Linked DNA regions of Mus musculus: region 2 is linked to region 1. Evidence: chromatin loops called from intact Hi-C (ENCODE). Cell type or tissue: left cerebral cortex. All regions are shown on one strand.

What was found. Peaks named below come from ENCODE experiments on the same cell type or tissue, not always from the same donor. Only the 100,000 strongest peaks of a DNase experiment are listed, where the experiment ranks them.
Region 2: it touches region 1 in a loop (2.0-fold over the local background); 6 of 42 quality-filtered maps call a loop at or near these places.

What each region holds. Positions count from the first base shown.
Region 1 is chr4:135,146,517-135,154,516 of GRCm38, forward strand. It overlaps Runx3 (runt related transcription factor 3), which reads left to right and starts at 6,029. Exons shown (of 5, transcript NM_001369050.1): 1 at 6,029-6,540. The coding sequence starts at 6,256. In left cerebral cortex, a CTCF peak has its summit at 4,129 (motif pointing left); DNase peaks (open chromatin) are centred at 520, 4,080, 4,996, 7,129 and 1 more place.
Region 2 is chr4:135,014,182-135,022,181 of GRCm38, forward strand. No RefSeq gene overlaps it. Among named protein-coding and RNA genes, the nearest start is that of Gm42327, 33 kb to the right of the region's middle. In left cerebral cortex, CTCF peaks have their summits at 820 and 4,064 (motif pointing right); DNase peaks (open chromatin) are centred at 904, 4,069 and 5,149; H3K27ac peaks cover 373 bases.

The DNA.
Region 1 (8,000 bases):
ATCCATATGATTTGGGGGAGCCCATGAAAAATAAAACACATATCCTTGTTCACCAAGGAACGAAACCTTTCAAAGCTGCTGCGGCAGAGCGTGCATTGAGCACAGTGCGTGCCCTTCTGAGGAGTAAGGGCCCTGTGACACGGTGCAGGTCACACCCTAGGGTGCTGGCACGACCTCAGAGACAGCCAGGGAGCTTAGACCCAGCCCAGGTGGAAGGGCTGAGGCTCTTTTCCTTAGCAGCTAAAGGCCTTCCACTGGGGCCAACCCTGTTCTCTGAGCTGCCTGTGGCTAAGAGGGTGACCGCTGGGCCCTGCCACTGACGGTGGTCATGGAGGAGACATAAAAGCCCAACTGTTCTCCACCTCGGAACGCCTGTTTTTATCTCACGCCATGCGTACAGTACACAGCTGCTTTCTTTCCGCAGAGGGCTGCATTTTTTTTTCTCTCTTTTCCAAGGGCGACGCTGGAAAAGCCATGTGGTTTTTATTGCTGGCAGGAATGTCTGCAGCGTTCCTCCGCACCACATAAACGGAGCCGTCATCTTCAGCCTTGTGAGGCCAAGGCAGCTCTCCTTCAAGTCGTCGGCCTCTGAGATTAATTAAAGTTTCACAAGGACTGACAGGCATTAAGACCTTTTTGGAGGGGTGGAAAATCCCTAATAGGACCCTGTGGCCCAGGCACTGCTGGGTGGGCTTTGGGGACAAGGGGGCCTACAGCCTACAGCACGGGACAGACAGAAGATGGGGACCCAGCCAGCAGGAGGTGGCAGCAGGAGATGCCCAGAGAGTAACCTGGCCTAGGTTCCGATCTCAACAGACCCTTCCCTCCTTAGGCCTTGGATCCGCTATTTGACAATGTCGGGGTCTTGGACTTGGTGTCTTAGAGCCTTCATGAGTGACACTAGAATACTGAAGCCAACCCAGGACTCTTCTGCGAGGAATCTAATGCTGCCCCATGGCTGTTACTTCTCTAATCTGATTCTGCTCCTTGAGACAGCAGAGTGGCCAGGAACGTGGGCTCTAGGGTCAGGCTCCCTGGAGGGAATCCCAGTTCTGTGGTTTCCCGGCTGTGCAACCTTGTGCAAGTTTCTTAACCTCTCTGGGCTTCTGTTTTTCTCTTGTATAACGGACATGATGGCCCCAGAAAAAAAATGCTTTAAGGTGGCATAAGTGAGCATGGGGTATAGAATGTGACAGAGGTGACTGCCAGGCAGAGGCTCCCTTCCTGTCCCTGACCACTGCATCCCTTGCTGTGGGCATCTTGATAGGTGTGAGCTGAGACAAAGGACAGATTTCTGTCAGAGGCCTTCTTGGGCTCCGGGTGCACAGTGGGAGTCGCTGCTGTGGTACAGACAGCAAAGAGGGAGGCTGGTGAGTGCTGTTGAGGTGCCGAGTCCCTACAGGAGAAGCTCATTCTTCAGGGAACCCCGGGGCATCCTGAGAACCCAGAGAATAAAATCTCTGCCCCTCTGATGCACACACAGGGAGGCTGAGCAGGCGCACACAGCAGGTGGTTCAAGAACCAGGGCTCTCAACGCCTGCCCTGCGCACACCCACCCACCCTGTACAGCAGCCATGGGGGTCATCACCTGCCAGGCTGGACCAACTCCCTCCAGATACAGAGGTGACAGTGATAGCGGGCTTCCTTTCCACCCCCCAAGACCCAATGAGTTCTCTCAAGATTGCCTCCTCAGAGCCAAACTGCATCCAGATAGGGCACACATGAGGGAGTGGGGATTCCCATCCCCTAAAAGGTGACTGGATCCTGAGAGTGCAGGAATGGCTTGTAGGTTTTGATCACAGACTAGAGAGCCAGATGGGACTCAGGATGACTTAGGAAGCTCCTTGCTCAGATGGGAGCCTGAGACCATAGGGAAACAACTTTGGTCCTTCCTGGCCCTTGCTTAGGACCCTAAAGTCCAGCACTGACGTGAGCTTAGCAGCGTTGCACTCCCCCCTTCCTAGGCCTTTCTGGGGGAACTTTCTGTCCCCCGGGGTTTGAAGGGTCTGCAGATGCCCCATCCCACTACACCGAATGGGCTGAGTGGAGTTATAGGGGACTCAGTCATATCTCTAAGGCCAGCAGACTGTCTGGTTTCTAGTCAAGCCTCAGCCAAGGCTGGGACTGGTCTTCTAGCCCAACCCATTTCAGGGCCAGTCCCCCTCCCCCTTCCCCAGCTGGGACAGAGCTGGGAAAGGTGTCCCAGCTCTCCCTCCTTCCCCTCCCTCCCTCTAAATCCGGTTCTCAATTCTGCAATTGGAAAACACACCCACCCATTCAGTAACCTTCCCTCAAGTCACCCGGGAGAGATGACCCCAGAGTTGAAACCTCTGAAATGGGGCCTCCACCTCTCTCAAGAGATTGCTTCTCAATTTAGTTACAGTACTCTGACCAACCGCTGGTTCTGACGGGTTCAGCAGGTGTGCTCAGTCGGGGTACATGACATCTTTTGTATTTCAATATTTTATACCGTGTAAGTAACTACACACGTCTGAAAACAGGATACAGAGTTGTGTTTACTAACAGCATTTTATGGCTTTCACTTTCTCTCAGCCTTGGGGAGGGAGTGCTCACTGCCCCTCTCCTGCCAGCAGGAACCCCTAGTTCCCCCTCCCCAAGAAAGAATGTTAGAAAGAAGTCCCTCAACATAGGAAAGTCCCCTGAGAGTTCCAGAGACTAAGCTGTAGGCAGGATCCACACTGGGTGCCGGGACCAGAATGGAGACACTCCATTTCTAGAAGGAACCGACACCTCTGGGGGAGAGGAAAAGGACTGTGGTGTCCATGGTGATGGTCACTTTCTACTTAGGTCAGGGCTGCTTGTGGGAGGGCAGTAGTGAAGGTCTGGAGCCTTGACAGCAAGAAGGCCCTCAAAAGTTGCCTTCAGTGCTAGCTCTATGTAAAGGCAAGCACCCGATAGTCTGTAGGCAGCAGGTAGCCCTCAGGCCAGCCTAGGAGAAAGGAGGAGCAAGGTGGCCACAGCTCTGTCCTAGGTTCTGAGTTCTAGAAAGCGCTGTGAAAGCTACCACCAGATGAGTGTTTCACAGGTGAGGGTGTGACACTTGGCAAAGACAGTTGGCGTGATAGAGCGTCTTTCTGGAGCAGTCCTGTGCCAAGCACTTCACACGTGATCCCAGATTCAGCTGTTCTCCCCTGTACAGTTGAGAGGAAGGCTCAGGAATATTCGACACAGGGTCCCTGGACCAGAGGGATGGAGGAAGCAGACTTAAGAACTAACCAGAGATGAGCCAGAAACAAGTGTGCTGAAACCTACCCTTCCCTGTCTCCTGACTTCCAAGGAATGAGACCCACTCAGTCCATTTCCTCAAAGACAGAGGCAACATTGCACAGCCAAGAAGCCTTAGTGGCTTGGAGGGCGGGGGTGTCCTCTCAGGATAAGAGCCTGCTGTAGATGGCCCAGGCTGGTCCAATTTACCCTACAATGGACATACACGTGAGAGAGGAGCTTTGATCTCTGCTTCCTGTCCCCTGTTGGGGACACAGTGAGGTGCTCTTAGAAGAGAGCATTTGAGAGAAGGCAGACTGTTGCCCGACTGTGGGACAGAAAGAAAGACGGAACATATGTACGCACGGTGGGGAAGGGAGAGGGAGCGATGAGTCCTGTTTGGTGGCAGCTCTCCTGGTCTGAAAATTTGACCATACATAAATAGTTCTAGGTTTGTCGGTCCAGAGAAGAAAGAAGGAAACTGGTCTGGTTCTAGACAGGTATAAGGATGAAAGTCTGAGCCTTCTATCCTATCCTCAGAACGGAGCTCAGGAACAGAAGTAGGGAAACAGGGCGGCGCCTTTCTGTTGAAGGGAGACTTCTGCTGGTTGCAGGCCCTTCGGTATCTGGGACTCCAAAGAACCGTATCTCTTTGTGAGAACCCGGGCAGGCAACCCTCGGCCTAACACCACACTATCCATTTACCTGATATGTGACCACTGGTATAAAGAGAAATCAGGCGCGCACTCTCCAGAAAGTAGCTCTTCCCCAACGCTCCGTGGCTTGGAAAACCCGTGCTGCCCGTGCTGCCCCTGCTGCAGGCGCAAGTCTGTGCTCTGAGTCTGGTGGGGGCAACTGAGCAGCCAGCAAGGCGCCAGCGCCAACTAGTGGGCGGTTCACGACACTGCTTCAGCCCGGGCGACCCTTCACCTGCGACCTCAGGCTGCGTACTGAAGGCCAGCACTTCCCCAACCCTTGGATCTGGTGCCCGCGTCTTCCGAGGGTTATAGCTGAGTCCGGGCCCAGGGTCAGATGTTGGGTCATTCCTGTAGCCCCACTTTCCGGAGACCCGGTTATTAATTTGTTGTAAGATCAGAAAGAGAAATCAGGCGGAGGGACTAGTATGGGGCAGATGCAAACTGGAATCACTCAAGAAATCGAATTTATGCATCGCATCGCAGAGGCTGCCAGTCACGGCCCACAATCGCTCGAGGGCAGAATAGACGACTCGGTCTGGGTCCTACCTGGTGACTAGCGGTGCTCCCTTTCCAGGGGAGCCCCCTGAGGGCCCATGCTCAGGGCCAGGCTTCCTAGATCCCCTCTGGTCCAGAGGCTGTTTCCATGGCGGCCCAAGGCCTAGTGATGGTCAACTCCGAATCATAGGTTCTCAAAAAGTTCCAGTAAGGGACCTTCACTGTCCTTGCTTCCCTGGTGGCTTGAGGCGCTGGCATAAGGCCCAGAGAGGGGCAGAATACAATTCTCCTGGCACTCGTTAGACTCAGGACATACCTAGTACCCCGCTGTTGTACACACAGCGCCTGATTTCGTTTTTTGACAAAATGGAGTGTTCTAAGCTGAGGTCAGAGCCAGGATGAGGTCTTGATGCCTCTGTCGCCATCGGATCCTAAATCGTGTCGCTTCTGGGGCTTGTATTGGTAGTTGCAGACAGATTCACTGTCGCTGGCAACGAAAATGCAGTCGAATTTCCAAAGCAGTGAGAGAAACACATGCATTCGTTCGTTGCTGCCGTCCAAGGAGTGCACGGGGTTGGGGAGAGCACAGCCCTCGGTGACCGGTGACCGTGGACTCTCTAGTTGTGTGTCTGTGCCCCCATGCCAGGCTTAGGAGACGGGACGGGAAAGAGTTGTTGTTAGTGAAGTCCAGGAGTTGCTGGGCCACGGAGCATGAGGAACACAGAGACCCCAGGGCCGATTTCCCACAGGGCACCTGACAGCTCTGTAGGCTCAGCGCTTTAGGGCCAAGAAGACTATGGCCCGGCCCTAGGAGGACCCCTTTCCATCCGTGGGGAGAAAGCAGTCTGAGCGTTAAGACTTCTTTCTGCCACAGACCCTCATCCACTTCCACTAGACGGACGGTGGTTGCATGCGTATGGTGTAGCATGGAATGTTCCAAAAAAGCACACTGTTGTAGGCCCCATTGTAGTTTTCAAAGACCCATGAGCTGCCAAGACAGAGGACAACTCCACGAGGCCTGCGCGATCCTGAAATTAGTTTTGAGTGGACAGGAGCCGTGTGGTTGTCCCCACCCCACTGTTGGTCCCTGTGGCAACCCCTATTCTGTCTGCCTCGAAGGTTGACACAGAAGCCACAGAGACGAGAGCCAAGGCCGCGCGGAGCTGTGGACTCCCTCGTGGGGTGGAAGCTCTAGGGTCAAAATCGTTTGTGGAGTGGAGGGAATGAGAAAACCGTCTTGGGTGTCACCGCGGCAACCAGCTGAGGGTGCAGGTTCCGGGCTGCGGTGGCCAGAGCTGAAGCAGCCAGGCTGCGACTCGAGGGAGGGGAAGCGAGCCGCAGCCAGGAGGCTGGAAACCCGATGTCTGCCCAGGTCGCAGCGGCCGCTCCTGACTCCGGGGACCGCGGCTCCCCGCGCGGCTACCGGGACGCGGGTGTCTAGACCCTCTGGGGCGGAGCCTGGCCCCTGCTTGGCTCGCGCGGGCCCGAGCCACCGGGTCCTCCACGGCGAACCCCGAGCCTGGGGGCTGCGATTGGCTGCGCCCCGCGTCGCTCGCACGGCCCCGCCCCGAGGCCCGGGGTACTAACCCCGCGCGGGCGGCCGCGTCGCCGCCACTTGATTCTCTAGGATCCGGGCTGGGGCCGCGGCCGCCGAGTCCGTGGGGCGGCCGCGCGCGCCGGATGCGGGACTAGCGGGCGCGCGGCCGACCGTCGGGGCGCACCCCCTCCCCCGGCGCCGCCCCTCCCCCCACCCCCCACGCTGGCCGGGCCCCGAGCCGCCGCCTTCCCGCCTCCCGCTTCCCGCGGCTGCGGCCGCCCGCGCCCTGACGGCCGCGGCATGCGTATTCCCGTAGACCCGAGCACCAGCCGCCGCTTCACTCCCCCCTCCACGGCCTTCCCCTGCGGCGGCGGCGGCGGCGGCAAGATGGGCGAGAACAGCGGCGCGCTAAGCGCGCAGGCAACCGCGGGCCCCGGCGGCCGCACCCGGCCCGAAGTGCGCTCGATGGTGGACGTGCTGGCCGACCACGCGGGAGAGCTCGTGCGCACCGACAGCCCCAACTTCCTCTGCTCCGTGCTGCCCTCGCACTGGCGCTGCAACAAGACGCTGCCGGTCGCCTTCAAGGTGAGTGCAGGGGCCCGAGCCGGGAGGACACCGGGGAACCTGGGCGCCCCCATTTGCAGGAGCCCATACCGGGGAGGACTTGGGGAGCACCTAGAAGTAGGACATGAAAGGGGATGTCACCCAGCTGGCAAGACACCGGGGTACCCGGGCGCCCCTACTGCAGGATGCCACTCCCGGAAGGACCCCCGCTGGACTCCAGGCGATCCGCAATAAGAGCCCAGACCCCAGAGAACATGGGAGGTACCGTGGTGGAAGAAAAGGGGGTCACCCGGCTAGCAGGACATAGGGGTGCCTGGTCACCCACGCTGCAGGAGCCCAGGCCCGACAGAACATGAGAGGAACCTGGGTGTCCCCGCTGCCCGAGCCCGGGTCCAGAGAGAAATATGGTTACATCAGTCAGGGAAGGTACCAGGAGGACGTCCAGGAGAACTGGGCGTGGGGAGTTCTTCTGCCGTTCCTATTCCAAGAGTCAGAACCCCAGACCTCCCGTTGGGAACGGTACACCGCGGCCTCTCTGCCGGAGGACACGGACACTTGGGGCGCTCCTTCTCGGTGGCACAGACAGCCTGGAGGAGCCATACCCCGTTCCACCTGGCCTTCACGGGGCCCTGCAGAGTATAGTGGCATGGAAACCGGAGGACTGGGGCTCCCAGATTCTTTGGCACAGTCTAACCGGTAACTGGGATGAGGACCGCCGGAGCTGGGCGAGGACCCGGGAGGTGTGGGGCACAGAGGGCGAGGAGGGCCTGGCCTAGCACCGCGCCTCCTGCTCTGCAGCAGAAACACTTCCTTCCCACACTCTCAACCTCAGCGGCTGAAGTGTTGCACAGGGCGACCGTAGGCCGGTTCTAAAGGGCTGCCTCCGGCATAAGTCTGCATCCCGAAAGATAGGCAGAGACTTGGGGAATGCCTCCATCCTGGTAGCCCCAGAGTCGTTCAGAGAATTTATTTTTCAACGATACCAGGGATAGGCAACTGTTTCGTTTCTCTCTCTCTCTCTCTCTCTCTCTCTCTCTCTCTCTCTCTCTCTCTCTCTCTCTCTCTCTCTTGTAAGGGGGGCAGCCAGATGAAACGAAAACGCCTTGGTTTTCCCCTAAACCTCTCACAGCTGCCGTGAGAAAGGACAGAGTAGGAAGGGCCAGCGGCTGGGAGGTAGTGATGCCCGAGGTGGCTGGAAACGCGGCTGCTGGCAGCTGAGGCCCTCCTTGCTCCCATTAAGACTTCAAATTGGAAAGGGGTGGGGGGAAGGCTGGTGACTCTTTGAGGTCTCCCGGGTGACATCTTAAAATACCATTGGGGGAAATCTCCCGGGGAGGAGAGGGAGGAGGGGAGAAGGGGGAGGAGGGGATGAGGGCCGTGTGACTGTAATCGTCAGATCGGAGGTTTTACTGTCACTTGGAGCTTAAAAGGAATCTTTGAAATTAAAAGAAGACAGGATGTTGACAGGAAATCTGGCCTTT
Region 2 (8,000 bases), 130 kb before region 1:
GAGAGTTCAACCTGGGTCTTCTGCAAGAGCAGCCAGTGCTTTGAACTGTGGAGCCATTTTTCCAGCCTCTATTCTTTATTTTTTAAAAATTAGAGACTATTTTACAGGACTGGAGAGATAGCTTAGTCAGTTACACTCTTGCCTCTGGTCCGCAGACCAGAGTTTGAGCCTCAGAACCCATGTAAAGAAAGCTCGACATGGGTGGTGCGTGGTTGTAAGCCCAGGGCTGGAAGGCAGAGGTGAGGATCCCTGGTGCTCCCTGGCCAGCCAGCCTGGCTGCAATAGCAAGCTCCAGGTCAGTGAGAGGTCTGTATACCCAACATGTGTGCACATAGGAGTGCACCCTTGCAGAAGCACACACATGTGTAAAATACACATGTGCATAGACACAGTATGTACATATACACAGAGAAATAATAATTGCTTAGCAGAGACAAACTAGAATATAAAGTAGGTGTAAGGTGAATTCTACAAACAGGAGAGGAGCTGCATCAGCCCCCATATTGGTGTGAGTTCTTTTATATGGGAGTGTGTGTGTGTATGTTTGTGTGTGTAAGATCATGTGTGTCCAAGTCTGATGCTTCAGGCTGCCCTCACTGCCCTGGTTCAAGGCTGACCCTGTCGCTCCTTGATACAACCCTGCAAGCTTCTGAACTCCGTGTACCTCTGAAGGAAGATGGTGGCAATTGCTGCTTCACAGGAGTGTGGTGAGGAGTCGGAGGCTGTAGGCAGGAAACAGCCCCATGCCTGCACTGTGACGGACAGCCATCAGCTGTCATCTGTGGATGCTCCTGCCAAGCTGTGAGGCTCACCTGCCAGGTGTCTGGCTGCAGAGAGCTCTGCGACCGTCAGGGGACACTCAACCACATCTTTCCACAAGCATGTGTCATTTTCCACCCACACTGTCCTGTGGAGAGATGGATGTGGAGCCAGAGAGCTGGGATGGTGTGGGAGGCTGCACATGGTGGAGATCTGGAGGGCTTCTGGGCTGAGGTAGACCGACGACAGTTTGCGAAGTTCCCTTTGGATACCTGTCACAAGGAAGACAGGTGCAGGGGGCAGAACAGGGAGGAACTGTCACCCTGTCATGGGGCTTATTCTTCAGGTGCTCTGGCCATCCCTTGTCCAGAATGGGGTCCCCACCCTGAGGGCTTCTGCCCACCACCTTCTCCCTTCTTCCAGCCCCTCTAGAGCAGGGGCCTCCCAAACCCTGGATCTTAGGGTAAGTTACCTACTTACCTTAGGAAGCTGCCATTTGCAAAGTCTAAGCTGGAGCTAGCACCTACCTCTTGGGCTAAGTTGGAACAGGGATAGCCAGAGGAACCAAAGGGCAGAGACCACCTCCTCCAGCCCAGCAAAGAAACCTAGAATTGCTATCACGCAGAGGGGTGTGGCCAGGCTCTGAGGTGATGTCAGGAGGTGACCCTATCAGAGGTAGAAGGAGATGGAACAAGGGCTAGGACGTCAGTTTCTGCTGCACCAGGATCCGGAATGGCCAGAAGGCAGAGTCACAGTTGGAGGTGCATGTGTTGAGGGCTTCTTGGGACATTTATAAAATGTCAGCTAGAACTCCCTGCACCCCTTCCACTTTCTGCCTAGTTATTCTGAGATAATGTATTTAGGGGATCTTTATCTGAACCTAGGTTAATCTCCCCTTAGTCACTGCCACCCTAGTAAGAATTAGGGACTAAAGTATTTCCTGATTGTGATGGTTTGTATACGTTTAGCCCAGGGAGTGGCACTATTTAGAGGTGTGGCCCTGTTGGAGTAGGTGTGTCACTGTGAGTTTGGGCTTTAAGACCCTCACCCTAGCTGCCTGGAAGCCAGGATTCTGCTAGCTGCCTTCAGATGGAGATGTAGAACCCTCAGCAAGTCCTGCACCATGCCTGTCTGGATGCTGCCATGTTCTCACCTTGATGATAATGGACTGAACCTCTGAACCTGTAAACCAGCCCCAATTAAATGTTGTCCTTATAAGAGTTGCCTTGGTCATGGTGTCTGTTCACAGCAGTAAAACCCTAACTAAGACACTGATGGGTGAAGTGTCACTGTGGGGCCATCTAGAACATGGTGCCTTACATGTTTCTGTCATTGAAGGGGTCAGAGGGCCAGCCTGCTTTCTGTCTACATCCACTTCTGCCTGGATGGAGAGCAGCTAGCCATTGCTCCAGTTCCTGAACGTATGGGCCAAGTAACGCTTGGGTCCTTGGTGGCCCTTCCTGGCCATGGTCCTGATCCAATTCCTACCTAGCAGCCTTCGAGCCTTTGCTTAGCAGCTGTGGGTAGCTCCTATCTCATCTCTACCTGAACTGCACATTCCTCCCCAAACCTCTTTGCGCATGGAAACCATGAGTCCCCTGTGACCCTGGGCAGGGCCTATGACCTCTACCCCTGAGGCTGGCAGCACCCAAGTTTTCCATATGCCTAGTGTTGCCAGGTCATCTGGACACAGGCATGGCTGGCTCCAGCGCTGGCACCAGCTGGGATGAGGGCCCCACAGTCAAGCTGCTGGCTCCCTTTCCCACCCCGGGATCAAACAGGCACACCTGGGCAGCGGCTGGGCGGCCTATCTCCCAGTCTCTGGGCCTCCTACTCGGAGCTGCAGGCCATCTGCACTTATCCCAGAGGCTGGCTTGGTCTGTGGGGTTGCTCACCAGGACTCTCTCCCTTCCCGAGGGGACTTGGCTCCTTCCCCTCCTCATCGAGCTCAGGATTCGGCTGCACTCTGCAAAAGGGGTCTCCCTGCCAGAAACTTCCAGGCTCAGAGGCTGCCACTCATGATGCTGATCTCGATTGTCAACTTCATGAGAATTTAAAATCACCATGGAAACCAATCTCTGGTTATGCCTGAGAGAAGTCCTCTAGATTAGGTCAATTCAGGTGGGAAGATGCACTCTACATGTGGGTAGGACCGTCCCATGAATTGGGGTCCAGGACGTCACACTAAGGAGGAAGTGGGCCGAGCACTAGCTTTGTCACTTTTGGCTTCCTACCTGTCCTGTGACTCTTGTTCCCACATCCACACCTTCCTCACTAGGATAAACTGTGCCTCTTAGAACTCTAAGCCCAAATAAACTGGATCTTTTCTTAAGTCACTTTTGTCTAAGCCCTGAGTAGAGTAACTAACACATTTGCCAAGGTTACCCAACAGTGGGGGTATCCCCAAACCTAGATTTATTTCTAGAGGGAGAGGAGGTGTTTCTCTGTGTAGTCCTGACTGTCCTGCAACTGGCTATGTAGACCAGGCTGGTCTCGAACTCAGAAATCTGCCTTCCTCTCCTGCTCAAGTGCTGGGATTAAAGGTGTTTGCCTCCACACCCAGCTCAAGTCTCGATTCCCGAACCCATTGGTTCCCAGTCCATGACTCCTTTGTTATTCCCGTTTTGAGGTCTTAATTTATCCAGTCAACAAGTAATTATCGGGTGCCTGCCCTATGTTCAGGGCCACACAGACAGAGAGTGAGGAGTGTGGTGTGACCTGCAGGTGGTGGAAGATGGGCTCCTAGCAGAAGTGACATTTGAGGGACCCCACCACACCTTTCCCCACCCCCACACCAGCATGTGAAGAGATGAGCTCAGAGAAGTGGGGGAAGGGATGCCCCTGGCATGGGACTGAGGACTGCCCCAGAGAGATCTCTCCACAGTTCCAGGCCAACCTGGAAATAGATGAAGGCCCTGGGGGATCCCAGGGGCTCCAGAGCCCAAGGTGGCTGCTTTTCTGCCTTTTTTTGAGAGGAGGAACAGGGTAAGGCGCTAAAGAAAGCATAAATTTGGGACTATAGAGTTCCGAGTCCTGGTTTTGTCCTGGACTTGTGTGACCAAGAACCAGGCTCCTCTCCTCAGGTGGTCTGAGTTTACCAACTGAGGATGGACCACAGAACTCTGTGTGAATGACATGTGGTGAGGAAGGGAAGACACAGAGCAGGGTCACACAGAACCACCCCCTCCTCCCCGCCCTCCCCAGTTAGTAGGAGACAGTGTGGCCCAGTGCGGGGATCATGCCAGTGTGTGCTTCCTCTAGGAGGGGAAATGGAAAACTTGCAGTAAAGACTGTTGGACAGTAGGGGGCGCCAGCCGAATGACCAGCGGTCGGTTCCAGGAAGGTGGAAGTAGTTGGTCTGGAGTTGGCTTATGATGGTTGGTGGCTGCAGGAAGTCTGACTTCCGAACAGGCTTTAATGCGGACTCTTACCCAAAACTCATCTCAGTTCACTGTGTTGACCACTGTTCTTCAGCTTGGAGAACTGAGGATTGACGGTTTTTTACATTTTAATCAGCTAGTTTGTTACAAAAGTAAACTGCTTTTGCCTTGAATGTTTGTTTTGCTTGGTACACAGTGTTAAGACAAATTCTGAGGTATGGATTTGACTCCACAGCAAAGGATCCTAAGATTCATTAGTAATGTCTGTCAGGGTGAAGCCATGGAGGGCACAGCAGGCGTGTCCGGTATCTGCCACCTCTCTTTAAAGCAGTTTCATTACTGGACAGAATTGTCTATCGATGCAGAGATGCTGGGTTGATTTGGGTACGGTCTCCCTGCAAGACCATGTCAGAACAAGGAGCCTACTTGTTGATTCGTCATGGCTGTGAGCATGAAGAAGTTGCCTCTCTAGACCCTGCAAACCTGTGTTCACATTTACAGCCAGCATAGCTCACAATGAAAGAAGGACATTCAGTATAGAACCACCCAGGGTTGTTCTGTGATACTGGACAGGCTGGTGGGTATTGAGGGCAGGCTGGATCACCCCAGAACCTGGCATAGGGGCAGAGCAGCAGGCTTGGGCAGAGCTCAGGCGTGACCAAGGCTTCTGAGCTGAAGAACACTGGTGGCGTCCATGGTGTTGCACACTTGACAAGGTCCTGTTGGCTGCAGGTCTGCTCGTGGAAGAGAGTACGCTACCTGTGAGGGCACCTGGAAGGATCTGAACCAGAAGTCCCAGGTCAGGCCTTTTTGTGGGGAGCTGGGGGACAAGTGTGGCAACAGCAAAGAGCCAAGCCTCCATGAGGCCAGAGTTAGGGAGCAGGGTCAGCTAGCTCTTGTGGGCAGAGTCCCCAACAAAGGGCTCACATGTTCTGCTCTGACTAAAAATAACTGGTGCTTATTGCAGATGATCTAGGAGATGCAATGAAAGATAAAAGCTAAAGCTGCAAACAGCCCACAGACACCTCATTATACAGACAGTGTCTCTCAGCATGAGTCACATCTCAAGTCAGACACAAAGTGACATTGTGCTACAGTGTTGGCCATGAAACTCGGGGCTTTACCCATGCTAGGCAGGCCCCTATTTCCACACACGGTCTCATTGATTTGCCCAGACTGGCCTTGGATTTGCTCTGCAGCCCTTGACTTTCCAATCCCCCTGCCTCAGCTTCCTAAGTAGCTGGAACAACAGTCCTGAATCCCTGGTTAGCCTTATAGTTTTGAATTTTCCTTCCTCCAGTGGCGTTCAAGAAATGGCAGGTGACCGCTTCATGACAGGTGCTTGCTAGCATTTGTTAAAATGCAGATCTTGCCTCTACCTCCACTGACTGAGCCTCAGGACCACCCCCCCCCCCCGCCCCCACCTGAGCTGGGCCAGAGATCAGAGGGGTTTGGACAGGGAGGAGACAAAAGAATGCTCTCTGAGTTTGTCACCAACTTGGGGTTGCTGACAAAAGGGGCCACAGTTCTCTTTGTCTCCCACTTGGTAGAGGAGCTCTGGACCAGTAGGCAACGAGTAGCGCCTCTTCCTCCCTCTCCTCCTCCTCCCTCTCTTCCTTCCCTCTTCCTTCTCCTCTTCCTCTGCCTCTTCCTCTTTGTCCTCCCCCTCCTTCTATTCCTCCTCCTCCTCTTCTTCCTTCCTTCCTGGTGAGGCGTCTCTGGTGAGTTCCTGGAAAGGGCACACTCAGGCTGCATGACAGCTGTCCTCAGGCCTCTTGGGGACCTGAGAGGATGGAGGCCCCTGAGCTGCTGTCCACACCATGTTGGGCATTCACTCAGCCCACACTGGTTTTCTCTACAAACCTTTCTTGGCAACACAGAGACCAAATATGGTTTAGAAGAAATGGCAGGTCCAAGAAGGTGAAGAGTTGGGTTGGAGAGAATCAGGACTCCCCGCTGGACCCCCATCTTCATGCTTTATGAACTTCCAAAGAGGCCTTACAGCAGCCATTGTAGTAGAGAGCTGGTGGGGTGGGTGGGGCGGGGTGTGGGGTGGGGCAGGGCAGTGCTCACAGCAGCCATAGTCACAGCTGGTGAAATGGGGTAGGGTGGGGTGGGGCTCTATAGCATTTCAAAAAGAGGAGTAGGAGCTGCTTAAGTGACTCAGCAACTAGGGATGCTTGCTGCCGTCCCAGAGGACAAGTCTGATTCCCAGCACCCATGCCCGGTGGCTCACAACGCTAACTCCAGGATCTTATGCCATCCTCTGGACTCTACGTGCCCACACACAGAATTTAAAAAATTGTTTAGAAAGAGGAACAGTGGAATTCTGGGAAACCACTGACTAGCTATGAGGAGTCTTAGAGCATTCCAGATCAGACCAAAGCAACTGGAAAGGCAACAGTTTCCCTTTGGATAGGTCAGCAGGCTGTGTAGCCAGAACAGGTGGGTCAAATTAGCTAAACCTCCCCAGCCTTCTGCCCAGCGCCTCTCCCTCCTTCCCAAACCAGAAAGCCTTAGTGAGCTCGTTTGTTCCAGTCCCTCCAGCTACCTCTCCTTCCTCTCCTCTCTGGGCCCCATGGCTCCTGCTCCTTCCTGGAGTTGTTCTCTTGCTGGTGGCTGAGCTGGGGGTCCTCACTCCTCCAGCCCCAGCTGAGACCCCAGGGAGCAGGCACACTGTGAGTGATTCTGTCAGCCCATGTCCTATCGGCCTGTGCTCTAAGGGGTGGGTGAGGACTCGGGACAGCTGACCTGGAGGAGAAGGGTGGTCATATGGAAGGCATGACACTGGGCAGGTTTTGTTCTGAAGGGCAGACACAGGACCCCCAGCAGAAGCTAGCATGCCCATTTTTCTGCTTACTCTAGCTTCTTTGCTTTTCTGGCTTTTTGTTTGTTTGGTGTATTTTTGCGGCAGGGTTTTGTGTAGTTCATGGTGGCCTCATTGGGTCGCTTTGTAGCTCAAGATGACCCTAACTTCTGATCCCCCTGCATCCATCTCCCCAGTGCTGACATTATAGGCATGCCCCTCATCCCATATGCATGTATGCATTTCCCTCACCCCCTATATGTATGTGTGTATGCAGCACTTGGGAGCCACCAGGGCCCCACACATGCTAAGCACACTCTACCAACATCTTCAGCCCTAAAAGTCACATTTCCAAGTCCATCTGTCTGTCAGCTCAGTGTTGGCTAGTTGAGTATATCCGTGGCCCTGTCTTCACATCTGGAATTCAGACCTGATAACTGAAGCATCAGCCGCCATTTTGGAACACGAAGTTACCTATAGCAAAGATGAAGCCATGTACTGAGGCTGGCAAAGGAGAAAGAAATAAGAAACAGAGATGCGGCACCATCAGCTTCTACACTTGAGCCCTTGCTTCCTGACCAATGGGACACAAACCTTCTGTTGTAGTCAGGGTTACCGTTGCTGTAAAGAAAAACCATGACCAAACTTAGGGAGGAATGGGTTTATTTGTTTCACACTTCCACATTGCTGTTCATCATCAGAGGAAGTCAGGACAGGAACTTAGACATGGCAAGGACCTGAAGGCAGGAGCCATGGAAGGTTGCTGCTCACTGGTTTGCTCAGCCTGCTTGTTATAGAACCAAGGACCAGCATCCCAGGGATGGATCCGCCCACAACGGACTGGACCCGCCCACATCAATGACTAATTAAGAAAATGTGCTACAGGTTAGCCCACAGCCTGATCTTACGAAGGCATTTTCCCAACTTAGACTCCCTCCTCTCAGATGTCTACAGCTCGTGTCAAGTTGACATAAAGCTACTCAGCACACCTTCCTCTTGTTCGGCCCACGGTCTCTGAGGTTTGCAGGAGCAGTCAAACCCAGTCTGATGCACTG